Linked DNA regions of Mus musculus: region 1 is linked to region 2. Evidence: chromatin contacts called from ENCODE POLR2A ChIA-PET data. All regions are on one chromosome and are shown on one strand. Each heading gives the region's core, a stretch centred on a gene start or an enhancer-like site at or near the end of the contact. The rest is flanking DNA. Distances are from core to core; before and after follow the strand shown. Region 1 holds the start of Cdk16 (cyclin-dependent kinase 16). Region 2 holds the start of Ndufb11 (NADH:ubiquinone oxidoreductase subunit B11).

Evidence for each region. ChIA-PET counts read pairs that join two places held with the same protein, here RNA polymerase II (POLR2A).
Region 1: POLR2A ChIA-PET joins it to region 2 with 10 read pairs in embryonic stem cell. The contact joins the promoter of Cdk16 here to the promoter of Ndufb11 in region 2. POLR2A ChIA-PET finds 5 or more read pairs at or near these places in 3 of 5 experiments (Patski and embryonic stem cell).

The regions. Positions count from the first base shown.
Region 1 is chrX:20,684,864-20,692,063 of GRCm38, forward strand. Cdk16 (cyclin-dependent kinase 16) reads left to right here and starts at 3,563. Exons shown (of 16, transcript NM_011049.5): 1 at 3,563-3,943.
Region 2 is chrX:20,612,687-20,620,235 of GRCm38, forward strand. Ndufb11 (NADH:ubiquinone oxidoreductase subunit B11) reads right to left here and starts at 4,933. Exons shown (of 3, transcript NM_019435.5): 1 at 4,374-4,933; 2 at 3,028-3,158; 3 at 2,640-2,856. The coding sequence starts at 4,574. The coding sequence ends at 2,733. Rbm10 (RNA binding motif protein 10) reads left to right here and starts at 4,817. Exons shown (of 24, transcript NM_145627.3): 1 at 4,817-5,365; 2 at 7,288-7,428. The coding sequence starts at 7,412. It also overlaps the pseudogene Gm23628.

The sequences.
Region 1 (7,200 bases), core at 2,313-4,812, 71 kb after region 2:
CAACCATTTGTTTAGTGCTGACTGCTAGGCACTATTATAGGTATTTGGTACATATTACCATCATAAGGCTTATGAAACTTAGAATTGACAATAAATACAACTAAGGTAAAAGTTGAGGGGCTGGATAGATGCTCTTCCTGGGTTTGGATTCCTGCACCTGAATTTCTTCTACTCATGACCATAACTCAGGTTCCAGGGATCTCATGGCCTCTTCTGGTCTGGACACAAGGTACAAACATGTACAGTTAGTTATACCTGCAATGCAATATATATATATGTGTGTGTGTGTGTGTTTCCTTCATGGATAAGGGAATCAGATCCCCTGAAAGAGGAGTTACAGTTGTTGAGCTGCCATGTGGGTGTTAGAAAATTGAACCTGGGTCTTCTGGAACAACAGCCAGTGTTAGTGCTCTTCACCACGGAGCCATTTCTCCACCCCTAAAATAGTTGAAAAAAGATAATCTAACATGACTAGAACAGTAGCTAGTGTTTGTCTAGCATGCACCAAGTTATGGGTTCAATCTCCTGTTCTGCATAAACTGAGCGTACTGGTACACATCTGTAATCCTAGAACTGGGGAGGTCATTGGAAGAGAATCCAGTGCTCAGGCCAGCCTGGCCTACAGAAAATCTTGTCTTGAGCCATGTTGAGTTCAAGACTCACATGCTAGAGCCAATTCTTGCAAGTTGTCCTCTGACAAGTGTGTTCATACACAAACACACAATTTTATTTATTTGGTTTTGTTTTTTTCAAGATACTGTTTCTCTGTATAGCCCTGGCTGTCCTGGAACTCTCTGTAGATCAGGCTGGCCTCGAACTCAGAAATCCGCCTGCCTCTGCCTCCCAAGTGCTGGGATTAAAGGCATGCACCACCACTGCCTGGCTAACATACAACTTTAAAAAGTATATTACATTCATTTAATTGGGGGAGAGGCATCCCATAATGTCCATATGTAGGTCTCTCCATGTGAGTCCAATCAACAGAACTTAGGCAGTTCAGTTTGGCAGCCAGGTGTCTTTACCTGCTGAGCCATTCTTCTCAGTCTTGCCATTTTTCTTTTTTAAAGACAGAATCTCTATGTAGCCCCCTGGCTGTCCTGGAGCTAGCTATGCAGGCCAGGCTAGCCTCAAGCTCACAGAACTGTCTCTGCCTCTTGAGAGTGCTGGGATTCTCTTCAGAGAGAGGGTTGCGCCACATATCTGGCCTATACATTTTTAAGTTTTTTTTAATGTGTCTCTGTGTTCACGTGTGTGTGTGTATGTGTGTGTGTGCGTGTGTGTGTGTGTTTTAGAGTATGCCATGAAGATGCTTGAGGAAACTAGAAGAGGGCATCCTCACTATGCTGCATTATTATGCTAAGGCCCTTAGTGCCACACTTTTTATACTATTGGCCAAAGTGATAACTATAGAAAGTAATACTCTGATGAGAAAAGGGGAAAATGTAAAATGAAACATTTGTGTCCATTTATGTTTATCCACTTAATGTCATGTTTTATAAAACTTCTCCTGGAAGCCGGGCGGTGGTGGCACACTCCTTTAATCCCAGCACTTGAGAGGCAGAGGCAGGCAGATTTCTGAGTTTGAAGCCAGCCTAGTCTACAGAGTGAGTTCCAGGACAGCCAGGGCTATACAGAGAAACCCTGTCTCGAAAAAACCACAACAACTAAAGAAGGAACTGGAGATACAGTGTGAACCACTTGATGTGTATGCTGAGAACCAAACTCTGGGGAGCAGCAAATGTCTGTAACCACTGAGCCATTTCTCCAGACCCAATCCCATTCATTTATTTTTTTCATTGTTTAAAAGTTGATCAATGAGCCTGGCACAAATGCAAATGGGCTGGAGATGTAGCTCAGTTGGTAGAATGCAAATAAAACCAGGTGTGTGGCACATGCCTATAACACCAGCACTTGGGTGGTGGATGCAGGAAGAATCCAGACTTCAATATCATTCTTGACTACACTGAATTCAAGATGAGACTGGGCTGCAAAAGACTGTCTGAAAACAGAACAACAAAATGTTGACCAGGTCTGGGTATTATTAGCTCAGCATGGAAGCACACACAAGGCTGGGAATAGACTTTAACAATGCAAATAAACATCAAATTTTAAAAGCCCCCCTTTCAAAAGGCATAAAGCCAAGTGGGGATTTGGAATAATGGAACTGCACCAGAAAGAAATAAGTGTAGATATGGGGCAAGTGAATTCCAGGCACAACAACAGCGAGTATGAAGTCTCAGAGACACAAATGCCTGCTATATTCAAGAACTAGGATATTCTCCTGTTGTGAGAGGAAAGGAGATTAAGTCTGTTAAATGATAGACCCGATGTCTATCCTAGCAAGGACGACTTTCATGGCTGAAGAAGTACTTGCCAATCAATGGCCCTTGCTTGAAAATCGTGACTGGGAAAGAAGGCCAACCAAAGGAAGCCCAGAAGAGGCAAGGAAATTCCTGGGGCCAGTGTAAGAAGTCTCAGGAAGTCTGCAGAACTGTTTGGGATAGATACGGGAAATCGTGTCATTTTCTACAGAGAAGAATGAGAGGTATGCCTGGCAATGTTGGCCGTGTAACAGAACCTAGTTAAGTAAGACTGTAGAGGACAAGATGAGGTAATTGAAAGGTGTAAAGAAAGCCTAATTAGAGGAGCTTGTACGCGAATATTAGAGTGAGGCAGCAAGAAGCTCCGCCCAAGCCAAAGTTCCAAACCTGCGCCTTAGTGGAGTCTGCCCCCTCTAAAAAGGCCTTTCCTTCTCAGCCTAGGTTTCACCACACCAAGAAGCTGCAGGAGAATGTGGGAATGGTTAAAGGAGGGAACCGGCTGACTGAGTGGCCTTTGGACCAATTATCTTACGGGATATTCAGCGATCTCCTGAGAAGCGCTCAGAACAAAAAGGCGAGCCCGAAAACCAATAAAAAACCGTACAGAGGAGGAGGCAAGCTGAAGAGAAAGCTAGATCATGCTTCTTCAGCTTTGCCACGCCCTTCATTCTTGCTCAGCCCTGACGCAGGGAGCAAATTTGATTGGCTGAGCGTCAGCTTTTTCAAAAGGGTGGGGCCACATACGTTTCACAGTGGGTAACAAACTAGTGGTAGAGGGTGGGTGGCAGGGCGGGGCTAGATTGTCCTAGCTAAGGTGGTAATCCAGGCCACCTCTCCTAGAAAGTCATTTCCAGCCTTTAAATTCTTGCCTCCCGAGGCACCACAAAGGACTGGAACTGCTTCGCTCACCTGTTCTTTTTCTCCTTGCAAAAGTCCCGTTTACCACCATGGGGATGTACCAAATGAGACTGTAGGGAAAGAAGGTGGTGACTGGCACGCCTGGCTACTGGCTGCTGCTCACCTCGATGCTAGTAAATTTCTAGCAAGATCAAAACTATTAACCCCTCTCTAAATCCCCCTGGCGCCGTTCCAGGGCCAACGCCACATTCCCTGCTGGGCACGCAATGGCCGCACCCCCTCCCGCTGCAGAAGGCTCTTTTGGTACACGCAGTCCGAGGTGAGTCTCCTCCTTCCTGCTTCACACCCCACCCCCAGCGTGTGCGTGCGCATGCGCGGAGCGCGGCGCGCGCGGCTGTTGGGCCGCTGGCTGGGGGGCTCTGGGATATGCTGCGTCTCCGCTAGCTGTCTGCTGTGAGTCACGAGCCGCCGTGAACACCCGGATTCCAGCGGGCGCTTGCGAGCACGGGGGCATCGCCCGCAGTGGCCAAGCTCATGGCCGGCTGAGCGGGACGCCGCCGCCGCCTCAGCCGCCGCCGCCGCCGCCGCCTCTTCCTCCTCAGCCGGCGGCGGCCCGGGCCCAGCAGCCATGGCCGAAGACTACTGGGACGGGCGCCTGCGGCGAACTGGAGGAAAAGGAGGTCGCGCGGCCTCATCCCGGGCCGCCGCCCCAGGCGCCACCGCGCCGGCCCCGCGGCTCTGAGGTTACTCGCGCGCCCCCTCCGGTGAGCGTGTCCTCGATACTTAGGGTGGGGGCTGCTCTTCCTAGAGAGCCAGCCGGACCCTAGGCAGTGCTGGAACAAGACCAAGGGGTTCTGGGCAGCTTGTCTGTCAGGTGCCCCCTCCCCCTCGAGTTTCCCAGAATGCACTGGGGGGTCATTTGGGGCCTCCCTGACCTTGGCCCCGCCCTGGGCCCCTGTCCTGGGAGCTGAGGATGGGAAGTGCTGTGGATGCTAAGTGGGAGAAGGGTGATTAAAGGACTAGCGTTATGGGAATGGATTGATACAGTGAGATTCTCGGAGTTGCTAAAGGGCTAGGAACATGTAATAAAAAGCCTTACGACTTCAGGCCCAGTGTGCTTATGGAAAGGGGTTGCAGGACCATGAGGGACGTGATGGGGTATAACAGGGTTTGAAGTAAAGACAGTTCCAAAACATTCTAGTGGAAGTTGGAGCTACAGAGAGGCCCAGTGTAAATGGAGAAAGGGTGGTAGAGGTACTACCAGAAGGTGTGCTGATAGACGCATAGTTCCGAGTGTGTGGTGATGAGGGTCAGGATAGTGTTAATACTGTGTTTATCCACGGAGTTGAGGGTGGCAGCTTCTCTGGGTCCAGGGTGTGCTCATAGAGGAGGTAATGGAGGGTCCTGGAGATGAGGGTATGTAGATGTAATAAAGGTAGGGTGAGATCAGTATATGCCAGTGAAGGCAGAGCTTTTGAAGGACCTGAGAGTGTGTGTAATGGGAGAGGATGGGGAAAGGCCTGTACTACTGGGTTTTAGGTGTGTGCGTACATGTGTACGGGAGATTGTCAGTAAAGGAAGTATAAAGAGCTTTGCACACTAAGGGTCAAGATGAGGTGTGAGTGGATGTCCATAAAGGCTTCCAGAAAGCGTGGGGGCAATACTATATATGAAGTTCTAGAGCACTGGTTCTCAACTTAGAGGTCGAATGTCAAATATCCTGCATATCAGACATTTACATGATAATTCATCACAGCAAAAGTACAGTTATGAAGTAGCAACAAAAAGAACTTTATGGTTGGGGGACACCACAACATGAGGAACTGTAGTAAAGGGTCACAGCATTGGGAAGGTTGAGAACCACTGTTGTAAAGGCTGCTGCTGTGGGGTTAGATAGATACAGACACTTAAATGTATGCACGCTATTAGGGGAAGAGCACAAAGTAAAATATGCTGATGTACATCAAAACGCCTTTTTTCTCTCCATGGGCCACTGAAGTGTGCTGATTTGAGGAGTGCTTCAGAAGTAGAGTTTTTTTGGGGGTGAGGGGTGGAGAATCTAGTGGATAATGAAAGGAACAGAGCTATGAAGGAAATCAATTGTGAACCAGAGAAATGGTGGTAGGAGTGGTTGGTTGAAGCAGGGAATAGGAGTAGGTACTGGTGTGCCAAAGTGAATTGGAGTCATGAACTGAGATGTATGTTATTAGGGGTCAGGGTCAAATGGAGGAGCTGCATTCACTAATGAGAGTCAGTCTGATACAGAATAGTGCATTTCTCCCTGGAGAATAGGGCTAAGGAAGGGTTCAAGGTGTGCTGATAGAGTTAGGACTGTCAGGGTCAAGATACAATGAAGATTAATCTTGTGCTGAGGGAAGGAACTGTGCACTGGAAGTACAAGAATGTATGTTAACAGCTGGGCGTGGTGGCACACGCCTTTAATCCCAGCACTCGGGAGGCAGAGGCAGGCGGATTTCTGAGTTTGAGGCCAGCCTGGTCTACAGAGTGAGTTCCAGGACAGCCAGGGCTACACAGAGAAACCCTGTCTCGAAAAACAAAACAAAACATACAAACAAACAAAAAAAGAATGTATATTAACAGTGGTCATAACTCTGAAGGTAAGGGCTAGAGAGATGGTTCAGCTGTTAAGAGCATGTGCTGCTCTTCCAGAGGACCTGGGTTTAGATCCCTGCATGCACATCAAGAGACCCATAACTGTGAAGGGACCTAAGTGTGAACCAAACTGGTCAGGGATTGTATAAGAATCACAATGTACTGAGGATTCAGAGACGTGTGAAAGTCCAGAGAATGCTAATTTGGGTCAGCAGTAGAGCACCCTGAATGCATGTTAAGGAGGATCAGAATCCATAGGGGACACTATTATTGGGAAGGACAGTGCTAGAGAGAGGCTAACAAGCATCTAGGCTAGGAAGGGACTCAACGTGAAGGTGGTAGGAGTTACTTAAAAGGGGCAAATATATGCCAATACAGTTGAGGGCAAGGTTTTGAGTGCTGAAGGGAGTTAGACGTTGTGAATGTTAGTAGGAGTTAATAAATATTGAGGGCCTTCTTGGGGATCTAGTGTGTGCTTTTAGAGGTCAGGACAGAATGGAGCATGTGTAAGTATGGTGGTAATGCAACTGTGTGCTCAGCAGTTGGAGTTATCGTCCGTCCGTGTCCTTGGTATGAGAGTAGCCTGAGAACTGGTGAGTATGTCTGAGGAATGCCAAGAAGGACAAATGCTACGTTAACATCCTATCTCCTGATTCTTGCTCCTTCACTTGTTCTGAAGTTTAGAAGCTCAGAAAACTGAAATTATGGTATTTAAGTTTTGTTGCTCATAAATGTTTAAGTGTATATATTTTTAGGAGTCTGTCCTCCCTGAAATGTTGGTCCTTGGGAACTGGCCACTTTCTAGGCCTAGATCTAGTGTTTGTCGCCAAGGTCAGGATTGCCCTGTATTCTCTGTGGGTGGATCTTACTCTTATCTATCTGAGATTTCTTCTGCTAAGCTGGCTCTGCCTTCCCTTCTAGTGAAGAAGTGGGCAGAAGTGGGAGTGGGAGCTGCTGGGGTAAGCATTTTGTTTCAAGGTAACAAGTGACCCATTTCTTTTTAATTCATCCCCAGCCTTATCTTCAACCTCAATTCTAGCTATACTTGGGCCCTGGGCCACCTCAGGCCCTGCTGTGAGTACAGATGGCTCCTGAGCTAGGTCTTTCCCCCTCCTTGCTGGCCCAGAGCCCAGGAGGAAGCAGAAGAATGCCGACCTAAACCTTTTGGTGGCCCCATTCCCACCAACAGCCCATTTAGGTCATCTGGTTGTCGATTCTAGCATCCCTAAGTGTCTTCTTTATAGTAGTCTGTGTCTGGGACTTAACCTCAATAAAAGTTGGTCCTAGGCTCTCAGCCCCTTGCTCGGCTACTTCTGTATGTACTTTTTGATATCAGCCATTATTCCAGGTTCTCAGGATAGAACAGTGGCCTAAACATACAGAAATCTACCCTGGTAAAGCAAATTTT
Region 2 (7,549 bases), core at 3,683-6,182:
TTTTGATTTGACATTTCCCCTTTTTAATGGATTTTCATTGTATGTTATATTGAGTGAGTTTAATACAATTTCTTTCAAGCATGTCATGTACTTTGACTATATTCTTTCTCCCCCCCCCCTTCCCCTACTAAATCAGTAGGGTAAACAAGAACAAAATAACTGGTTACTGTCAATCTGACAGTCCCCTGGTAACTTGCCTTTCCCTTTTTTTTCTTTTATTGCTAGAGCCATAGAGGTAGATGAAGCACCTCTTCATAGCTAAAAAGACATGGAAGATCATCCTGAGTGAGGTAACACATTCACAAAGGAACTCACACAATATGTACTCACTGATAAGTGGATATTAGCCCAAAACCTAGGATACCCAAGATATAAGATACAATTTGCTAAACACATGAAACTCAAGAAAAATGAAGACTGAAGTGTGGACACTATGCCCCTCCTTAGAAGTGGGAACAAAACACCCTTGGAAGGAGTTACAGAGACAAAGTTTGGAGCTGAGATGAAAGGATGGACCATGTAGAGACTGCCATATCCAGGGATCCACCCCATAATCAGCATCCAAACGCTGACACCATTGCATACACTAGCAAGATTTTATCGAAAGGACCCAGATGTAGCTGTCTCTTGTGAGACTATGCCGGGGCCTAGCAAACACAGAAGTGGATGCTCACAGTCAGCTAATGGATGGATCACAGGGCTCCCAATGGAGGAGCTAGAGAAAGTACCCAAGGAGCTAAAGGGATCTGCAACCCTATAGGTGGATCAACATTATGACCTAACCAGTACCCCGGAGCTGTTGACTCTAGCTGCATATGTATCAAAAGATGGCCTAGCCGGCCATCACTGGAAAGAGAGGCCCATTGGACACGCAAACTTTATATGCCCCAGTACAGGGGAACGCCAGGGCCAAAAAGGGGGAGTGGGCGGGTAGGGGAGTGGGGGTGGGTGGGTATGGGGGACTTTTGGTATAGCATTGGAAATGTAAATTTGCTAAATACCTAATAAAAAATGGAAAAAAAAAAGATATAGTGGGTGACAGTGATCACTTTATATATGTACATACATAGTTTGTGTGTAGGGGTGCATGTTTGTGGGTGTACCTCAAGTGTCATTCCTCAGGAGCTGTCAGGGTGTCTGTTTTTTTTTTAAAGATTTATTTATTGATTATGTGTAAGTACACTGTAGCTGTCTTCAGCCACACCAGAGAAGAGAGTCAGATCTTGTTACGGATGGTTGTGAGCCACCATGTGGTTGCTGGGATTTGCACTAAGGACCTTTGGAAGAGCAGTCGGGTGCTCTTACCTGCTGAGCAATCTCACCAGCCCTGTCTCACTGTTTTTAAGCTAACCAAATTGGCTAGGCTGGCTGGCTTGTGAGCAGCAGAAATCCACCTTGCTCTCTCTAAGATTATAAGTGTATGCTATCACGCTCAGGCTTTTTAACCTGGGTTCTAGGTACTGAACTCAGATTCTTGTGCTTGCATGCAAAGTACTTTACCAACTGGAACTTGGATCTCTCCAACTCTCTGTTTAATTCAGTGGCTCAAAACAGACAGTGTAGCTGAGCTGCAATGCAAGAGGAAGTGATCTTTCCAGCCAGAATACAAGGGCCTAGGGCCTGGATTTTAGGATTTAGTTGAAGTGTAACTTCTAGATTTTCGGATTTAAGTATAGCTAGAGTGAAAATTTCTCAAGGGCCAAGAGCTTGATGAAGTAGGGCTTGGGAAAATGGAAGACATTCATTTTTGATATATAAACCAGAAAGGCATAGATTGATGTCACTTATACAAGATGGAACATACCAATTTTTTAATGCTCCCCACCCCCCACCTACAATGAATGCACCATTCCTAATGGTCCTGTAATACCAGATTCAGGCATGGAGTGGACAGAGCAAGCTATTCCATCTCCCTGATAGTAAAAAAAAAAAATCATATATTTTCCTCACATAAAGGACATGTCAGATAGATATAGCACTTTATCTTAGCCAAAAGGCTGAGAAGTGTTGGTGGACCAAATGTTCCAGCACACACTATGCTGAGCACTGCTTTGCATAGAATATATCTGAACACATGTCCCTCTTGAGTTTTAGATCTTCTCCATCCAGAAGAGCCTCCCTCCAACATTTATAAGGCAGTGGTTCTCAATCTGTGGGGTGTGACCCCTTTAGCAACCTTCTACCTCCAAAAATATTTACATCACGATGATTCCTAACAGTAGCAAGGCTAAAGTTACAAAGTAGCAATGAGAATGACTTTATGGCTGGGGGTTCAGCACAACATAAGGAACTATATTGAAGGGTCTGAGCATTAGATAGGTTGAGAACCACTGCTTGAAGAAGCCCAGGTTACTGTACTGAACCCTGAAGTGCCAGACATCTTTTTTTGAAACCTTGACTATACAGACCAGATGTGCTTCTGATGGCTTTAGCCCTAGCTACTACTTAATAGCAACCACCTGAGATTCAAGGGGAGCCACATATCCTTGCTATGCAATCCACAGGGCCATGGGATACAGTACTAAGCCACCAAACCTTAGTGGTACACAGCAACAGACAAGAAAGGCAGCAGTGGCCCTTGAAAGCTTGTCACACACTCATATATCCTCTTCCATAACAAAAGCAGCAGTAACCAGTCATACTTTCAATTCCTTTAATAAGGTGTTCTGAGGAACCAGGTAAATAACAAGCAGCGGATGAGTAATGCTTCTTAGGCCCTGCTCGGTAAGCCATCAGTCATCTTCTGGTAACTGGATCTTGCTGGGATCGAAGTAGTTGGATTCCATGATGGGAAGGCCATTGACTTCTCGGTATTTCACAAGTCTCTCAGCTTCCCGGCGGGCCCACTCTTGCATCCTAAAAGCAACAAGTGGGTTATGATGTGAGGGAACCTTACTAGACAGAAGTTCCCAACTTTAGCACCCTATCCCCCACCAGTACAGGGTAAGAATTCTGGCCAGAGACTCCTCCAACCTCTACCTTTGCCTCTGCCCCTTCCCACTCAACTTTCTTAGAAAACCCCTATACCTGTAATCAGGCACATAAGCCACGAAGGTGGTCCCAAAGACCAGGACGATGGAAAAACCAAAGAAGAAGACAGCTCGCATATTCCAGACGTCCACCACAGGGTCACTATCATAACCATGAAAGTCAGGGTTCTGAGGAGAAGGAGAGGTCAATTAGGGCTTCTTGCTGCTCCATAAAGTTATATCCTGGCCTTGCATGACCTGGTCTCTAATCCGCCCTCCAATCTCTAACCAATCTCTTATCCCTGATTAAAATCCTTTCTCTACTTTTAGGATACGTGAAATTCCTTCCCACCACAGGGCTGTGACATTTGCTGCTCTCGAGGCCTAGAAAGCTCTTCTTCCAAATCTAATCACCACTGAATTCATCACCATCTCCCCATCCAAGATTTTGACTTTCTTTCCAAATGAATAATTGGCCTCACGTACTTGTTTGGGAGTGCTCACCCTGTCTGTTAAGTTTCATCCTTGGAAAGTGCTATTTATAAAGATTAAAAAAATGTTTGGATATTGGCAATTTCCTATGGGTCCACTTATTCTATAGGACCCTATAATAATTTAAGATCTTCAATCAGATGTTAATGTTGAATATACTAGGCCTTTTCAAAAACACAAACCTCACAATATCCTCAGTAGAGTGGAAATGGCAATAATAAACACCTTCTAATTTGGAGTACTTCTGAAGTAAGTGGTAAGAGCTGCAGTGACCATTCTGACTCATATGAAGCAGGTGTGTTTTTCTTAGCTTTCCTAGTACTTTTCTCACTTTACAAAGAAACCGAGGCACCAAGAGATTAAATTACTTGTCCAAGGTCATACAAGTGAATAATTTTCAACCCAAGATGTCTGACTCCAGAATCTCTGCTCTCCATAAAGCACAGGAATTCAGTCCTGAATGCAAATAATCAGCTCCATGACCTACTCAAGCTGTGATCTTGGGCTAGCAACTTGTGTTTTAGTATCCTCATCTATGTCACTGTAACAGTTACAGTGCCTACTTCAGTAACAGTTATAGTGCCTACTTCAAAATCACGCTACTTTAGAATTGAGATGAGTAAATAGATACAAAGTGTCTAGCACAGCCTGGCATTATGCACGTGTTACCTTAGAGTTTAGTATTACCCTAATTATAAAGTTTCTAACATGCTTTGGGTGCTGCCCTCTTTCAGTGTGATTTCTGACTGCAAATAAGGCAACGAAAGAGAAAAACAAGCTAGGCAAAATTTCTGAATATTCGAAGATTTTGTCCACTGCTCAAATCTCGGGCCGGAGAATGTCCGCTTTGACACTGGTTTCCCTGGTCCAGATTGGCCCCTACAGCGTCCCGTTTTCCCCCCTCCCTCTCACCTTCGCGTAGACGTTTTCGTCCTCGGGTTCTGGGTCCTCCTGCCACTGCATGGTCGGTTCTCGTTGCCGCTTTTTCTCCACACCGGATGGGGCGATTACAGCCCTGGAGGACTCCCAGCGAACGCGAGCAGCCGGGAGCCCTCTCATCGCCCCCGCTGCTGACAGGCAGCGACCATACAAGCTTAACAGTCGGGCCGCCATGACAGCTTGTACTGCGGAGTCCTGGGGGGCGGGGGGGGGGAGGGAGACGGAAATACAATGTGCGCAGCTGCGGTTGATCCCAGCGCGATTTTTGTCGCTCCGCCCTTACCTTGCTAAATAGATCCCCGGCCTAAGTTTGTTTACGAGTTCGGCGAGGTGCGGACTCTATTTTGCCTCCCACGCCGTGTCGCTACCGAATCAACGTTATCATTTCTGTTAGTCTGGGAGAGAGTTGTTTTTGAGAGGTCTGTTCATTTTCTTCGTAAGAAGAAAGCGGTGACATCTAGATGGCCCTGTAGGGAAAGAGGTGGAGCTTCTAGTTGTCTTTCAACTTCAAAGGACAGCAAGCTTCTAAAGAGCGGGCCTCTTAGGGGTAGCCAATAGCTACTCTTTTTTCTGGACTCCTGGGCCGTTCTCACAGGGAATGGGGAGGTAGCATATGCTTGCCAATCAGAGAATGCCAGGGCCAGCCAATGGTGACCGGCAACCAATCGTCAAGGCCGGCCAGAGCGCGCTCCCTTAGTAGGTGGATGGTGGTCGGATCGCCGGCTCTCTTCTCGTCGCCATTTTGTGTTGGTGACTGTGGCCGGCTAGGAGGAGGTGGCACCGAGTTTCCTTGGGAGGGCAACGCGTCGGTCGCGTCTCCCCTCCCCCTTTCCTCCTTTTTGCTCCCAGTCTTGGACTTGGTAGTTGCATGCATTGGCTCCCATTTGAACTAACAGTTCTGAAGGAGGTGGTGGCGGGCGGAGGTGATGCCTGGGAGCCCTCCCTTGACAGCCCGGGCCGAGAAGGTGAGCGCCGTTGCGGGTCGTGGGATCGGAGGTAAAGGAGCTGGGCGCGTGGGAGGGGGAGAGGGCCGGTGTGCATAGAAGAGGCGCGGGGACGGACTGTACCCTCGGAGTTCGCACAGAGCTGAGGGATGCCTGCACAGCCTGCACCTGAAGAGGGGGTATGGTCCCCCACCCCAGCTTTTTTCTTATGAAAGCAAAAGCGCGTGCGCGATTGGGACGCGGGATGGGTGCACGCGGGTTGGGGGAAGGGAGAGACAGATGGGAGTGGGGTACTGTGACTTACTGTATTTGCCCACCGAACTTTTTATCTTTTGAAACGCGCGTGTTTGCGACTTTGCGGGGGGTGTTCTTAGAGGAGGGTTGTGCTGACTGCCCTTGTTACTTAACTATCCACGGGGAAATACTCTGGCTGCGGCCTCTATTCATTTATGTGGTGGGAATGAGGGTGACAAGCGCGGAGAAAGAAAGTGAATATGGTTTTTATCCTTGGGGTCTGTATCTGACCTCTGATCCTTATCAGGAAGCAGGCTTGTTACTGATCGACCCCAACTTAGTTAGTTTGGGGAGGGGGTGCAGAGAATATATATATCCGGCGTTTCTTCTTTTGGGAGTTGTATCTGTAACAGTGAGGTCTATATATTCAAAGGGAAATCCGTTTAATTGTGTCTCTTATAGGTATCCTGTGATCCTGGCCCTTGGCTATTTTGGGGGCTTGTCTGTAACTTTGTTTCTTTTCTGTGCTGTGTATGCAACAAAATTAGACTCATTCTTTTGCCATTGAGCATTTTGTGTCAGGTTCTCATCCACTGGGGTTCCTGCCTGTGATTCTTTTCCCCATCTGGGGGAAGTTAACTGATCCTTGAGTTGGAAGAGAAAATAGGTACTTAAGAGAAAAGGTGTTGTGGCAACCTACCGTTGGGCAAGTACTATACCCGCCTAGCTTTACTTGGTTCCTGTACAAATGGGTGGCAGCTAAAGATTCAGGGGTAATTTTGATCTCTGGTTGGGTCATGACACTCTCAGATCTTGTACTTCTCAAGGCAGTCCCAAAAGTTGGATGAAGTAGCTGTCCCTGTCACTCAGTAGAACAAGATGTTTTGGAACCACTTGGGAAAGAGGCCCCTTTTGCCTCTGGAAAGCTTAGCCTAAGCTCCCTGGGGAGAGATTCACCTGGGGACCTGGCTGCACATTAGGGCGGAACTACTTGCTGTGTTGAGGATCAGAGCTGTGTTGGCCAAAAAGCCCAGGGAGGTGGCAGCTGTCTTGTTGCCATGTTAGCCGCCTCCCCCCTCCAAAAGCCTTTCAGGGTTTCTGACTGCCTTGTTGGGGGTATAGTTGGCATCTTGTTGGGAGGTTGAAATAATACCCTGACCCATGGAAAGGAGTCTGAGATTCCTTCTGTTGTGAAGTCTTTTGCTACTGTATTGTCTTTTGGAGTTTTGCTAGTTTTTGTGATGGGACCTCAGGGCCTTGAATGTGCTGGGCAAGTGTTCTACCCTCAACTATACCCCATCCAATTATTGTAAAAGTCTTATTTTTGTGACTAATGTGCCTAATCTAGGCAAATCATTTAGCACTTGCCCTTCCCTTCCCAGCAACCAGCCATGGGCTTACATTTGTCTACCAGTCTAAGAATGCAAAACCTTGGTCATAAATAGCCTGTGGCCCCACCAAATCTTTATGAGATATCTTTGTTTGATGAGGGCTTTGCTATTTTCTAGGGTAGTGGAATATGGGGGAAGAAAAGGAGAGAGAGCCAAGTAGGGGTTGTCTTCCTGAACTGTTGCACGGAAGCACGAGGAAATGGAAAACAATGTCCTTGGGTTATAGGACAGTAGGGAATCTTGACAATGACTGTCTCCTCAAGGAGGCCCTCTCTGCTCCAACTGCCTTGACCCCTTTCTTCCTTCCATTCTCTGTAGAGTCTCTGCAGGAGGTATCACCCAGACGGGCAGATCATGCTGGCAGCAACAGGGGTGGCTGAGAAGTGAAAGGAGCCAGCTACTGAGGAGGGGCCCCAGCAGCCCCTAAAACTCCTATCAGGACATGGAGTATGAAAGACGGTGAGTTATCCCCTCCCTCCCCTCCCAGTGTGAGCACTGGTTTAGGATGAAGGGCGCTCTAGGCAGGAGAAACAACACAGCAAAGAAATGGACTCTTTTCAGCACATGTGCATCTGTGCTC